Regions from separate parts of the Homo sapiens genome. Here regions 1 and 2 are each linked to region 3. Evidence: chromatin contacts called from ENCODE Hi-C or POLR2A ChIA-PET data. All regions are on one chromosome and are shown on one strand. Each heading gives the region's core, a stretch centred on a gene start or an enhancer-like site at or near the end of the contact. The rest is flanking DNA. Distances are from core to core; before and after follow the strand shown.

Region 1 (4,820 bases), core at 1,323-3,822, 600 kb before region 3:
AACCACCACACCCGGCCATAGTGTTGTTAAGGCAGGTTGATGCCTAAACTTGAAATAATGTAGTCAGCCCATTTTGGTTAGGATGGTGATGTACTTCAAGGCGGTTCTGAAAGTGCATAATTGAATTGGTTTTTAAGCCACTGTTTTCCGCAAATGGGGCTTTCAAAGGCAGGTATTTGTCTAGTTGATGTCTGGGCTCAGCCCCTGATTTCCCTTGGTCAAGCCCCTTATCTGCCCAGACCTGGGATCCTGAGTTGCAAGTAGGGCCACTGCTGCTTAACTCTGGTGTGGGGGTCCTGGAAGTGTGAAGACGAGCACCCAGCCTGTCTGACCCCACTCCAGTGTTGAATACAGGGCACTGATTGGCAGCACTCTATGTCACCCAGGCTGGAGTGCAGTGGCGTGATCTCGGCTCACCGCAACCTCTACCTCCCGGGTTCAAGCGATTCTCCTGCCTCAGCCTCCCAAGTAGCTGGGATTACAGGCATGTGCCACCACGCCCGGTTAATTTTGTATTTTTAGTAGAGATGGGGTTTCTCCATGTTGGTCAGGCTGGTCTCGAACTCCTGACCTCAGGTGATCCACCCGCCTCGGCCTCCCAAAGTGCTGGGATTACAGGCATGGGCCACCGTGCCTGGCCAGGTGATGCTTTTAATGCATAAAGATAAAGCATCTTTTTCTCTCTTTTTTTTTTTTTTCTGAGACAGGGTCTTGCTTTGTCACCCAGGCTGGAGTGCAGTGGTGCCATTACAGCCCACTGCAGCCTCGACCTCCCGGACTTAAGCAGTCCTCCCACCTTAGCCTCCCAAAGTGCTGGGATTACAGGTGTGCAGCCCTGCACCCGGCGAGAAAGCATCTTTTCATAACTGTTTCTTTTTTTGGAGATGGAGTCTCGCTCTCGCTTTATCTACCAGACTGGAGTGAAGTGGTGCGATCTGGGCTCCTGTATCCTCTGCCTCCTGGGTTCAAGCAATTATTGTACCTCAGCCTCCTGAGTAGCTGGGATTACAGGCGTGTGCCACCATGCCTGGCTAATTTTTGTGTTTTTAGTAGAGATGGGTTTCACCATGTTGGCCAGGCTGGTCTTGAACTCCTGACCTCAGGTGATCCGCTAGCCTTGGCCTCCAAAAGTGCTGGGATTACAGACATGAGCCACCGCGCCCGGCCTCATAAGTTTTTGTTGCGGAGTCTGGGTGTCTTGGTGTGGACTCAGCCTCACTGCTAGGCACAGGGTGGTATCCAGTTCTTACAGGGATGGACAGTGCTGTAGTAAGCGCCTGCCTCTAGGTGGTCACTTCAAGCTGTGCTCAAGTAGCAGTTCCATAACATCATTACAAAAATATTAGCCTGCTGTCTGAATGGCTTACAGTTTATAATTGAGGGTGGTAAGTGGGGCTAAGATGCCTGTTTGGTGTTTTGTTTTGGATACCTGGGTATATGCACACATAGTAAGGAAATTTCCTTATTTTATTTAAGATTTTGTTTGTAGCGTGTGAATGACTTGCTTCGACCGGCCCTTTAGGAAGTGTCTGACAGGCTGCCTCCCCTGAGATCTCTCCTCCATAATTATCCTTCATTCCACGGGAGTGGGACTTTCTCATCGCTGAACAAAGGGAATAGCCAGTTTGTCCTATTGAAGTACCCGTTCTGGTTCTCATTAAGGGTTGCCTCGGAATTTGTAAATAAAGGAACGTTCAGAATAAGGACAGGGCCTTCCTTTTCTTTAGTTCATTGGTTTTTAAAATTTCTATTTTGGCTGGGCGCGGTGGCTCACGCCTGTAATCCCAGCACTTTGGGAGGCCGAGGCGGGCAGATCACGAGGTCGGGAGATCGAGACCATCCTACATGGTGAAACCCCGTCTCTACTAAAAATACAGAAAAATTAGCTGGGCATGGTGGCGGGCACCTGTAGTCCCAGCTACTTGGGAGGCTGAGGCAGGAGAATGGCGTGAACGTGGGAGGCGGAGGTTGCAGTGAGCCGAGATCGCGCCACTGCACTCCAGCCTTGGCGACAGAGCAAGACTCAAAAAAAAAAAAAAAGAAATTTCTATTTTGGGTGTTGATACTACCAACCTGTTATTTTACACATGAATGTGTATCAGAGAGCAGAGACCCTTAGCCCGTATCAGGCGTTGCTCTTGGTTGTGGCTGGAGGTGCTGGGGCTGAGCTGTGGGGCAGAGCAGGACTGGGACCCCAGGAGGGCCCCCCGCTGCTGGCGTCTCCTTTCCACGGCAGGCTGGCACCTCGCTCCACCCCTGCCTGCTCAGTTGCTGCCTCTGTCAGCCCCCCCTGGGGGCAGCCCCACCGGTACCAGCTCCTGCGGACGCCTCTGCCGTCACCCCTCCCTCCGTGGAGGGTGACCTCCTACAGCCCCTGCTGTCATCTCTTCTCTCTTCCTCATCCTATGGCTCCCCAGGTCACTTCTCGGCGTCCTCTATCCTCTGTGGGCACCCCCTCCGGTGCCTGCCCCCGTGGGTGCCCCCACTGTGCACCCTTTCCTAGGTGGGTGGCTGCCCCTTGTTGCACCCCACGCCGTGCCGGTCCTGTGGGCATCAGCGTGATCTCGGCCCCGCCCCGCCCCGCTCGGGAAAGGCCTTTTGTTCCGCGCGACACGCCCCTCCGCTGCGCGCCCGCGATTGGCTGTCCCGGGTCACGTGTGAAGCCCCGCCCCCGTGGGAACCGTCCTGGTCGTTGGGGGGGGGGGCAGCTCCCATGTGGGCGTGGCCTTGAGGCCCCGGGGGTGTAGCTGAGGGGCAGGCGCTTGCTTTTCTCTTTAAACAGATTGCGGTAAAGAAATAGAAAAGGCGCCCCGCGGGACCCCGGGCCTCTCCAGGGTCCATCTTTTTTTTGTTTTTCTTTTGAGCCAGGGTCTGGCTCTGTCTCCCAGGCTGGAGTGCCGTGGCTCGATCTTGGCTCACTGCAACCTCTGCCTCCTGGACTCAGCTGATCCTCGTGCCTCAGCCTCCGGAGTACCCAAGCGATCCATATGCCTAGGCTTCCCAGAGTCCTGAGATTACAGGCCTGAGGCACCATGCCCAGCCTCTAGGCCCATTTTCATTGGGAAAAAAAAATACACGTGGCCTGCAGCTGTGTAGCCACAGAACGAGTGGCCATCTGCCAGCCCACCCCTGTCCAGAAGAGCGCTCCTGCACTGTGGCCCTGCAGCCACCCTGGGTCTCGTTCTCAGAAAAAACAGGCTTGCCCCATTCCTGTGGTGCCACTTTTCCAGATTGACACACAGACACAGGTTTGTCCTTTTTTTTTTTTTTTTGACAGGGCCTCACTCTGTCGCCCAGGCTGGAGTGCAGTGGTGTGATCTTGGCTCAGTGCAACCTCAACCTCCTGAGCTCAAGTGATCCTCCCACCTCAGCCTCCAAAGTAGCTGGGACCATAGGCGCACACCACCACGCCCAGCTGAATTTTTGTATTTTTTGTAGGGGTGGGGTCTTGCTGGTTTCGAACTCCTGGGCTCAAGTAATCCACCCACCTCTCCTCCCAAAGTGCTGGGATTACAGGAATGAGCCACTGCGCCCGGCCTCTGTCTTCTTTCCAGAGCTCTGTTTGGCGGTGTCACCTGACAGACCTGACACTTCCCGCTTGCCCTGTGCGCCTCCCCAGGCCTCTGTCGTCCGGCAGGTGCAGAACTCCTGTCTGGATGGGTCCGGGGTGTGCCTAGCTGGGTCTCCACTGTGCATTCTGTGAGTAACTGGTGGGAGGAGAAACTTTTCCAAGTATCCATTTCTAAGATTAACTGTTGCTGCTTGTATCTGGCGGGTCTGGAGTCTGATCTTTTTTTTTTCTTTCTTTCTTTTTTTTGAGATCGAGTCTCCCTCTGTCACCCAGGCTGGAGTGCAGTGACACGATCTCGGCTCACTGCAGCATCCACCTCCCGGGTTCAAGTGATTCTCCTGCCTCAACCTCCCGAGTAGCTGGGATTACAGGCGTGCGCCACCATGCCCAACTAATTTTTGTGTATGTGTGTATTTTTAGTAGAGATGGGGTTTCACCATGTTGGCCAGGCTGATCTCTTAACTCCTGACCTCAGGTGGTCCACCTGCCTCAGCCTCCCAAAGTTCTGGAATGACAGGCGTGAGCCACTGTGCCCGGCCAGGAGTCTGATCTTTCTATTAAAAGATCCTCTTGCAATATTTAATTTTAAAATGTTGAATGCCTTAGGACCTAAGGCGTAGGTGAAAGTTCCACTCACTTCAGGGTGTGTAGAATTTGCTGTTTAAACTGATCTCATGATGAGCTTGGGCTTTGGGAGCAAGAGGAAAGCCCACGGCCGGCCTGGGACGTGCGAGCAGTCTTTAAAACTCAGAGGCATCCGGGTGCAGTGGCTCATACCTGCAGTCCAAATACTTCAGGAGGCCTAGGCAAGTGGATCGCTTGAGCCCAGGAGTTTGGGACCAGCCTGGGAAACAGCAAGATTCTGTCTCTACAAAAAAATTAGGCCGGGCGCGGTGGCTCACGCCTGTAATCCCAGCACTTTGGGATGCCAAGGCAGGCGGATCACCTGATGTCAGGAGTTCAAGACCAGCCTGGTCAACATGGTGAAACCCTGTCTCTACTAAATATACAAAAATTAGCCAGGCATGGTGGCAGGTGCCTGTAATCCCAGTTACTCGGGAGGCTGAGGCAGGAGAATCGCTTAAACGCAGGAGGCAGAGGTTGCAGTGAGCTGAGATTGTGCCACTGCACTCCGGCCTGGGCAACAGTGAGACTCTGTCTCAAAAAAAAAAAAAATTAGCAATATAGCCCGGCATGGGAGTACGCCTGTTCCTCCCATCACCCCCAGCTGTTTCAGTGCTGTGCTCTG
Region 2 (4,812 bases), core at 399-2,898, 980 kb before region 3:
CTCAGGAGGCTGAGGTGGGAGGGTCGCTTGAGCCCAGGAGGTCAAGGCTGCAGTGAGTTATGATCGTGCCACTGCACTTCAGCCTTGGCGACAGTTAAGACCCTGTCTCAAAAAAAAAAAAAAGCTTCTATCAATCTCAGTAATATCCTTACTTTGTAGTAAATCCGTCCTGATAATAAGGACAGGCTTTTCCAGGCTTCTCCTCTGGAATAAGACTCCAGCACTGGGCCAGGCGCCGTGGCTCACGCCTGTAATCCCAGCACTTTGGGAGGCTGAGACGGGCGGATCACGAGGTCAGGAGATCGAGACCATCCTGGCTAACACGGTGAAACCCCGTCTCTACTAAAAATACAAAAAATTAGCCGGGCGTGGTGGCGGGCGCCTGTAGTCACAGCTACTCGGGAGGCTGCGGCAGGAGAATGGCGTGAACCCGGGAGGCGGAGCTGGCAGTGAGCCGAGACCGCGCCACTGCACTCCAGCCTGGGCGACAGAACGAGACTCCGTCTCAAAAACAAAAGACTCCAGCACTCGGTTTCTAATCTGTCAGAGTTGTGCTGCAAGACCTTGCTGTCCGAGGAATGTTTTCCTTTTGGTATCGGACTCGAGGTCTCTTAGAAGATAAATGCGGCTCCCACTACTCAGGAGGGCCCACGGCGCTGATCTGGCGAACGGATCGTCCCCACTGGTGTGAATTCTGTCCCGCGCAACTTACACTTTTCTGAACACTGAGAGCGCCACTTCCACAAAGAACTTAAAAGCATGTGAGATTCTGGCGTCCGTCTTACTTTCATGACTGCGCGCGTGTGATTTATTTAGAGACAGGGTCTCGCTCTTGCCCGGGCTGCGGTGCAGTTGCAACCGCGACCTCCAGGATAGCGGGGCCCACAGGCGCCACCGCGCCCGCCTACAACGCGGTGCTCAACAAAGTTAACTTTAAAAGCTCCCCCAACTCCACGACTCAGGCCCTCCGAGATCACGGAGCTTCCACATCGAAGCAGGAGCACGCGGGAAACGACCCTGTTTAGAAAATGCCCGCGCCGCGGCCTCTGGCCCGGCCCAGCCACGCCGGCCGGTGATGGTCGCACCGGAGGCGCGCGACGCAGCGAGGCCGCCCCGGGAAGGGACGCGGCGGGGCCCCAAGCGAGGCCCTGGAGCGGCTCCGCACCCTGGCCCGCCACTCACCGGCCGCCGCCTCCATCCCGCCGCCTCCAGGAGCTCGCGGCTGCAGTCCGCTTACGCCCGCGGGCCGTCAGCCTCCCAGCTAGAGCGAAGGGCCTTCCAACCAATGGGCAGTGCGTGCCCGCCCGTGGCTCTTCTTGACAGGCCTAATCCTGCTGTCCCAGCCAATCAGCTTGCCGGAGGAGCTCTCGATCCGGTCCCGCAGGTTCCGGCGCAGACGATGACACGGACCTACTTTCCGGTCAACGCGGCCTGCGGTACCACCTCCCACCCGGGTCCAATGTGCGCGCGAGCTTTGTCTCCAACCGCTTGGGAACTGACCAATAGGAACGTTGGATTAGGACTGACAGTTCCTGAAACCTCTCGGCAATAGCTTTGTCACCCGACTCCCGCCCCCTCTCCCGAAGCTCCGAGACAGGTGTGCCCGCCCCTCGCCGCCGGAGCCAATGGGCGCAGGGGGCGGGGATTGTTTACGTCTCGCTCCGGGGCGGAAAGTGGGTCAGGGCCGGGCCGGCGGAGCGCGCAGCGGGGGCTGCAGGTGAGTGGCGGGGCACGGGCCGACGTCTCGGGCTCTGGGCGGGCGCGCTGACCTTGCGGGCGCGGCGGTAGCAGCGCGGCCAGGGCGCCGCCTTTGTTCCTCTCCGGAGGGCCGCGCCCGAGAGAGGCTTCCCCGGTGCCGCCGACTCCGGAACCCGCGCGCCCGCGGGAGGGAACAGCCAGGCCGGGCTGCCGCCGGGGAGGGCGGCTCCCGCTGCACACGCGCTCGCCTGGGGCTGGGCAGGGTTCGGCGGTCCGGGCGCCGCGATCCGCCCCGGCCTCCCTGGAACCCCACCCGGGGCCCAGCGGGCGTTGCCAGCCGCGAGCCCGGCGCAGGGGTCGGCCCTGGAAGGCTAGGCGGGAACCCCGGAGCTGGCGAGGGAGGTGCCAGGCAGGTGGCCTGGGAAGCGCAGACCTGGCCCTCGCAGCCTTTTGCATTTTATACCATAACAGCGGCCAGCGCTGAGCAGGTTTTAAGATTTGTGTTTCACGAGGAGCCCTGGCGGTAGCGAGCGGAGGGGAAGGCGAGCTGCGCGGCCCAGGAGACGGTGGCGGGAGGAGGATGCAGGCGGGTGCGGCGGTCGGGCCGGGCGTGAGGGGAAGGTGTCGGGGAGCGGTCACGGTGCTTCTGGCATGAGGAACTGGGAGGCCGGAGATGCCATTTGTCAAACCGGACGACAGAGGAGGAGCGAGTGGAGGTTTTAGATGCCTGCGGGACAGGCGGGCGGGGCAGCCAGGTTCGTGAGGTGGAACCGGAGAGAGGGGCTGGGATTCGCATTCCGGAGTCATGGGTGTCTGGGTGGCGTTTCACAGGATCTACCTGGGTTTTATTGAGCTGCTCAGATCCTGGAGTGAGGTACGGGCTCCTGAAGCGTTCTGGAGCCCTGGCTGGGCACCGGTGCGGCCCCTGCAGTCCCCACTTTGAGTGGGTCCGTGGCCCAGCCTGGAAGCTCAGGGCTGGGAGTGCTGTGAGTCTTCCTTTGCCCAGAGCCTGTGTTTTCTTCTAGATTCTTTCCACCATGGCCAGACGCCCCCGGAACAGCAGGGCCTGGCACTTCGTCCTGAGTGCAGCCCGCCGAGACGCAGATGCCCGGGCCGTGGCTCTAGCAGGCTCCACTAACTGGGGCTACGACTCTGATGGGCAGGTAGGTTCCAGCGGGCGAGGCGGACGTGGCTGGCCTAAGGTGTGGAGATGCCCTAGGCAGGCAGGCAGACATTACCTGAACACGGAATCAGTCGGAGAAAAAGATGCTTCTGAGGCTAGAGGACCAGTCCAAACCTGGGCCTGTCTCCTGGATGCACCGCATTCAGTAAGACTCTTTAATTTGGCAAAGGACACACACAGCCTCAGGGGTGACAGGACCTCAGAACACACTGCATTCTTCACTGTGCTTTCTCCTCTGAAACACATGGTGCATGGAGAGGTTGGCAGTTGCTTTTGGTTCATTCAACAGAAATTCTCCACTACGGGGCTGGGCACTGTGGCTCACACCTATAATCCTAGCACTTTGGGAGGCTGAAGCTGGAGGACCACTTGAGCCCAGGAGTTTGAGACCTGCCTGGGCAACATGGTGAAACACTGTCTCTACAAAAATTTAAAAAATGTGTCAGGCGTGGTGGCACGTGCCTGTAGTCCCAACGACTCAGGAGGCTGAGCTGGGAGGATTGCTTGAGCCAGGGAGGTCAAGGCTGCAGTGAGCCGTGATCACACCAGTGCGTTCCAGCCTGGGTGACAGAGCTAGACCCTGACTCAAAAAAAACAAAAACAAAAAAATTCTTTGGTTTACCCAGCCCATTTCTGGAGGTGACCATTGTTAACTTGCTGGTTGTCTTACCAGACGCTTCTTCTGCCAGTACAAACGCATACTCTTTGTTCACATATATGTGTGTTAAAAAACAAACAAACAGAAAAACCCTGATCCTTGAAGGTAAAAATTTCTGCACTTGCTCAGGGAGGCCAGGAACCTGAAGGTATTCAGAACAGCTCAGGTGTTTGTCTGTCTGCAGCCCAGGTGATCTGACATGCTTGTGGGCTTTGCAGGCAGAGCTACCTGCCCCCATGGCCCCTGACCCCCACCTTGGCAGACCCTGAGGGCAGCTGCCTGGCCTGACGGGCGCAGTGAGGCTGGGAGGGGTGGGGGTCCCTGTGGGGGGTGATTTCCCAGTCGGTTTCCTGAGATCTCCCTCGGACCAGAGCAGGAGTGTGGCTGCGCCTCCCTGCCCCACTTCCAGCTACCACAGGTCATGTGCCCTGGAGCAGTCTCTCCTGGCCTCGCAGGGTCATGGCTGTGGGACGCGGGCGTGTCCACAGGCCAGGCCAGTGTCTGACACACGCATGCTGCTTGTCCTCTGTCACCATGGGCCGTGTCCTTCCGGGGCGGCTGCTTGTGTGACCTGGTGCTGCTCTCTGCTGTCACAGCTCCCCTGCGCTGCTGTTCCGGCTCAGCCAGGTGTCCTGGGAGGGGTGGGCTCCTCTCCTCTGAGTGAGGACTCCCTAAGCCCGGTGGGTCCATTAGGCCTTGGGGGCAAATTGGGAAACAGGGTCCTTACCCACCGGGTGGGGGCCGTCCTGAGGTCTCCTGGAGCTCCCTGCTCCAGCCAGGGAGAGGCCCCCACCTGCCTTCCCGCCCGCCTCCAGCTCCTGCAGGTCACATGCCTGAGCCTCACAGGCTCGTGGCTGTGGGATGCAGGCGTGCCTGCGGGCTCGGCAGTGTTCGACACATGTGCTGCTTGTCCTGTGTCACCAAATGGGCCTGCAGTCTGTTGTGGGCAGGAGGTAGGCAGTGGCTTCAGTCTTTCTCCTTCTCCAGGGAACCCGGCCCTGGGCCTGCAGTGCAGGTGCTCAGTTCTGTGCCCGGGCTCCTGACTCAGGGGGTCTACCCTGGCTCTGGGGACCCGCACTTCTAGGCAGTGGGGTAGAGTTGTCTGGGCCTGCCTTGTCTGTGGGGTGGGGCCATCCCCTCCAGAAAGGACAGTGTCCTGCCCTGAAGCTGGCTTTCGATAGGTCCACGTTCACCTGGAAGCTGGTGGCGCCCATGTCATGGTCCCCTGTGGCTTCTCCTGGGGATCACATCATCTCTCTGGACCAGCCCTCAA
Region 3 (4,724 bases), core at 1,046-3,545:
GGTGTGTCTGCGAGGGGGTTTCCAGAGGAGCCTGCCTGGGGGTCGGGGGACCAAGGGGAAGACCCTCCATGGGGGCGGATACCATCAATCGCCTGGGGGCCCAGATAGAACAAAAAGGGGCTGGGCACGATGGTCCACGCCTGTAATCCCAGCACTTTGGGAGGCTGAGGCAGGCGGATCACTTGAGGTCAGGAGTTCGCGACTAGCCTGGCCATGGTGATACCCCATCTCTCCTAAAAAATACAAAACAAATTGCCAGGCATGGTGGCATGCACCTGTAGTCCCAGCTACTCTGCAGACTGAGGCAGGAGACTCGCTTGAACCTGGGAGGTGAACGCTGCAGTGAGCTGAGGTCGTGCCACTGCACTGCATTCTGTCTCTAGCCTAGGAGACAGAGCGAGACTCTGTCAAAAAAAAAAAAAAAAAGAGGGAAAAGAAGTTCTGCTCTTGTTCCTGGCGCTGGGACTCTCTCTTCCTCCTCCTGCCCTTGGACAGGGCCCCCAGCCTTGGGACTCCAGGACTTAACACCAGCGGCTCCTTGGATTCTCAGCTTTCAGCCCTGGCCTGAGTCACACCTTTAGCTCCCCTGGTTCTTCCGTTTCCTGACTTGGACCGAGCCAGGCTGCCAGCATCCCAGGTCTCCGGCTTGCAGATGGCATCCCTCCCGGGACTTCTCGGCCTCCCTAACCGCATGGGCCAATTCCCCTGACAAACCCACTATCATCCGTCTATTAATCCGTCTCTCCAATATATTGGTCGGCCTCTGGAGAATGCCTACTGATGCGACACCTGTTTCTGTACACTGGCTTCTGCCTCAGATCTCACAGGCGTGCCAGGGAAGAAGCATTCCAGATCCCATTTAGGAAACTGTGGAGGACGGTGTGAAAGTAAAAGCTCAGGACCCCAATTCAGGCTGCCAAAAGGACAGAACGAAGCCGAAGACGGAGCCGGTCAAGTTACTGCCTCTCCCTGTGTTGTTGGGCAGGTAACTACAGACGCGAGGTCAGATCTCACTCTCCATTGCCCTCATCTTGCGGACGCATCATCGGCGACCCCAGCCCCCCACCCCCCGCCCCTCCTTTTCTCTTCCCACCGTGGGCTCAGAAACAGGACCGGAGCCTTCCTTACCCCGCAGCCCGCTTTCCCCCTTTAAATACGGAGGCCTCAAAACCATCTCTGGAGAAAGGCATCGACCTGTCCCCCCAGGCGCGACCTCGACCTTGCCGAGCCACGCTCCGAAGCCCACCGAGGCCTGTCCCGGCTACTTCTTGGTTTACAACTGAAATGGACCAAAAAGACAGCGGGCATCCTTCTGGATCATCTGATTCTGCAGGGGTCTGCGACTTTCGCCGTCTTCGAGATATTTTACGGTCCTGGAGTTGCAGAAAACGTCGAGCAACGCGAGCGACTCTCGACCAGCGTCGCGTCCGTCAAATGCAATCGATCATCGCCAGTGGAGAGTGACCGGATATGAGAGCCCTGCCCGACTCCAACATGGCCGCCCAGCCCACGACCGAGGCCTGGGCAGCCGCTGCCAGGAGCCAAGATGGCTGCGACGAGCGCTGACGTCACGCGGGCGGCCACCGTGCGCGGCTGACCCTTTCCTGCCGGGACCCGGAAATTATCTCCCAAGGCGGAAGTAAACGGCGCGCGACGGTCGGTTGAAAAGTTGGCCGGGGCGGGCGAAGGCTGCGAGCGGGGCCGTCCGGGTGGTCTGGGCGACTGCCCCGAGGGCCCGCCACGCCCTGGGGCCAGCCCTGACCGTCTTACCTCAGTTTCCCCACCTGTAAGAGGGATCCGCTGGCGGGTCCCTTTGCCATCCCCCTTCTCTAAATGCAGGGACAGAAGACGGCCGCTGGCGGGACGGCCACAGGGGCCCAGGCCCGGCGCCTGCACGCGGGGCTCGCGCCCGGGTGTTTGGCCATATCGGGAGGCGGCAGGAGGCGGCGGCGAGGGGCCCTGGCGAGGGCACAGGCGGGTCAGGGAGCAGCGCTGGCTGAGGCCCGGCGGCCAGAGGGAGCGGGAGGGAAGGTGCGGGGCCTGGGCTGCTGCCTCCTGGGCACGTCTAGCTTTCGAGGGTCACACCGCGGGGAGAGGTGACATTTTGAAAAGGTAATGGGGGCCACGATCCCTCCAGAGGCTATAGGGAGGACCCTTCCTGCCTCTTTGAGCTCCTGGGGGCTCTGGGAGCTCCAGGCGTCCTTAAGAGGCTTGTGGCCGCGTGGCTCCAAACTTGTTTTTGTTTTGTTTTGTTTTGTTTTGTTTTTTGAGACGGAGTCTCGCTCTGTCACCCAAGCTGGAGTGTAGCGGCGCGATCACGGCTCACTGCAAGCTCCGCCTCCCGGGTTCTCGCCATTCTCCTGCCTCAGCCTCCCGAGTACCTGGGACTAGAGGCGCCCGCCACCACACCTGGCTAATTTTTTTGTATATTTTTTTTAGTAGAGACAGGGTTTCACCGTGTTGGCCAGGATGGTCTCAACCTCCTGACCTCGTGATCCGCCTGCCTCCGCCTCCCAAAGTGCTGAGATTGCAGGCGTGAGCCACCGCCCCCGGCCCAAACATTTTTTTTTTTTTTTTTTTTTTTTTTTTGAGATGGAGTCTCCCTCTGTTGCCCAGGCTGGAGTGCAATGGCATGATCTCGGCTCACTGCAACCTCCACCTCCTGGGTTCAAGTGATTCTCCTGCCTCAGCCTCCCGAGTAACTGGGACTACAGGCGCGCAGGCCACCACCCCTGGCTAATTTTTGTATTTTTAGTAGAGACAGGTTTCCACCATGTTGGCCAGGTGGTCTGCCCACTTTGGCCTCCCAAAGTGCTGGGATTACATATGTGAGCCACCATGCCCGGCCTCAACTTTTTTTGAGACAGAGTCTCACTCTGTTGCCCAGGCTGGAGTGCAGTGACATTATCTCAGCTCACTGCAGCTTCCACCTCCCAGGCTCAAGCAATCCTCCCACCTCAGCCTCTCCAATAGCTGGGACCACAGGTGCGCACCACCACACCCAGCTAATTTTTGTATTTTTTTGTAGAGACAGGGTCTCACTTTGTTGTCCAGGCTGGTCTCCAACTCCTGAGCTCAAGGGATCCTCCCGCCTTGGCCTCCATAAGTGCTGGGATTACAGGTGTAAGCCGCTACTTCCTGTCGTCTACTCTCTGTATTTTGCAAATAAAACGTTTGCAGGTCATGTCAAACATCAAGTGATTGATCTGTGGGGACGCAGGCGCCTTCCTCAGAGCCCCTCCCTCCCCTGCTTCTGCCCCAGCCAGCCTTGTGCATCTGCAGATACCGAGGCTGCTCAGGGGCGCTCTGCTGTCCACTGAGTGCGAGGAGTCTCAGGCGCTGCAGGGACCCGGGTGCTGCCACACGGGTGGACAGCCCATGGTGGCCGGTTGGAGGCCTCTAGCACAGACCCTGCACACCTGGAGGCTTCTGCTGGCAAAGCCCTGGGACCTAAGACCAGATGCCCAGGGCTATGGCCCACTTGGGATGACACACAGGGTCCCCAGATGTGTGCATCTACCCCAGTGACCCCCTTTTTGGGATGCTTGTGTCTGTTCTGGGGCTGCTCTGGGCCCCAGGGGTTGGGGGTGGGCGGTGTCCCCTTGTGAGAAGGGGCCCGCATGGCAGGAGTTCCCTGTGGGCGCAGGCCAGGCCCTGGAACGGTCTGTACCTCGCACACTGCATTTGCGAGCGGCTGCGCTGTTCCTGAGCTGGTTGGGAGCTCAGAAATGCAGGCGGGTGTCTTCCTGCCCCATGGGGTGGTAGAGATAGCCAGGAAGTGAGTGCCGGCCGCCCAGGGCCCCAGGCTTATTTCCCGAGACGGAGCTTGGCCACCTGTGGTCTGGTCTCCACGTAGCAGGATGCACGTTCGAGGCCTGTGACCCATGGGGTGGTAAGTGGGGTGTGCAGCTGCCCCACCCGTGTTGGGGTGACCTGGCTGTCCCCAGCAGCCACCTCTGCACGGGGGCTTCTGGTCAGTTCGGGCCATCCTAGCATCTGGCTAGGCTCTGCCAAACCCATTTGCCAATCAGATTTGGAAGACTGGACATTCTGTGGTTTCCCTAGCCCCGGAAGCAGCAGCAGGGCCATCCCCTGCACTGGGGGTCCCAGGATCCCTGATGGGCTGTGGCGTGACCCATCCAGGGTCTTAGAGGCCAACCTGGATTCACAGCATGTCCTGTGGTTAGAGGTACAGGCGGGTCCTTGGGCCCTGATGCACTTACAGTGGTGGCCACCCAGCCCGGGATGTTTGAATGAAGCCGTGGGGACAGCCAGAGGCCAGAACACACCGTCTTAACTTCTAGGTGTCCTTAGGCAAAATCACGGGACCTTTGTCATCCCTTTTTTTTTTTGAGACAAGGTCTCCCTGTTGTGAGCTGTGGCATGATCACAGTTCACTGCAGCCTCCACCTTCCAGGCTCAAGGGATCCTCTAGCCTCAGCTTCCCAAAGTGCTGGAATGACAGGTGTGAGCCACTGCACCCAGCCTAGTCATCCCAAAGCAAGTGTCCGTCTGTGTGGGCAGGGACTCTCCCAAAGCCAGAAGCCCTGTCAGGCTGCTGCACGGCTCTGGCCACCACCCTGCGGATCACGGGCTCCTAGGAAAGCCGCCCCAGGGACCACGACACACCGGAGGGTGGCCTGGGGCAGAAGGCGCGACTCACTCTCCCTTCCCTTCCCCCACAGACCTTGGAAAGGTCTCGCCTCAAGGCCTCCCACCACCCT

The links. A loop is a pair of places that touch in the nucleus more often than their neighbours do. ChIA-PET counts read pairs that join two places held with the same protein, here RNA polymerase II (POLR2A). Pooled maps may share reads with other maps.
Region 1: a loop to region 3 is called in a pooled map, with 6 times the contacts of the local background. The contact joins the promoter of UNKL-AS1 here to the enhancer-like site in region 3. A Hi-C loop is called at or near these places in 1 of 37 single-sample maps with no recorded cell type and 2 of 50 pooled maps. POLR2A ChIA-PET finds 5 or more read pairs at or near these places in 1 of 52 experiments (activated CD4-positive, alpha-beta T cell).
Region 2: a map with no recorded cell type shows a loop between it and region 3 (10-fold over the local background). The contact joins the promoter of SPSB3 here to the enhancer-like site in region 3. A Hi-C loop is called at or near these places in 6 of 37 single-sample maps with no recorded cell type and 8 of 50 pooled maps.

What each region holds. Positions count from the first base shown.
Region 1 is chr16:1,406,146-1,410,965 of GRCh38, reverse strand. It overlaps UNKL-AS1 (UNKL antisense RNA 1), which reads right to left and starts at 2,572. Exons shown (of 2, transcript NR_188570.1): 1 at 2,074-2,572. The region is part of intron 2 of UNKL (unk like zinc finger); the gene reads left to right. RefSeq lists silencers at 2,149-2,298, 2,569-2,638, 2,689-2,738, 2,617-2,794.
Region 2 is chr16:1,779,407-1,784,218 of GRCh38, reverse strand. SPSB3 (splA/ryanodine receptor domain and SOCS box containing 3) reads left to right here and starts at 1,648. Exons shown (of 7, transcript NM_080861.4): 1 at 1,648-1,717; 2 at 2,724-2,861. The coding sequence starts at 2,736. EME2 (essential meiotic structure-specific endonuclease subunit 2) reads right to left here. Exons shown (of 8, transcript NM_001257370.2): 8 at 2,517-4,812. It overlaps NUBP2 (NUBP iron-sulfur cluster assembly factor 2, cytosolic), which reads right to left and starts at 1,259. Exons shown (of 7, transcript NM_012225.4): 1 at 1,183-1,259. The coding sequence starts at 1,198. RefSeq lists silencers at 317-543, 971-1,180, 1,681-2,040 and an enhancer at 1,321-1,470.
Region 3 is chr16:804,707-809,430 of GRCh38, reverse strand. No RefSeq gene overlaps it. Among named protein-coding and RNA genes, the nearest start is that of GNG13, 6.3 kb to the right of the region's middle. RefSeq lists an enhancer at 1,364-1,593 and a silencer at 1,674-1,883. Within about 2 kb of position 2,295, at least 33 of the 41 ENCODE cell types and tissues checked have a DNase peak (open chromatin) inside an H3K27ac peak, as active enhancers do.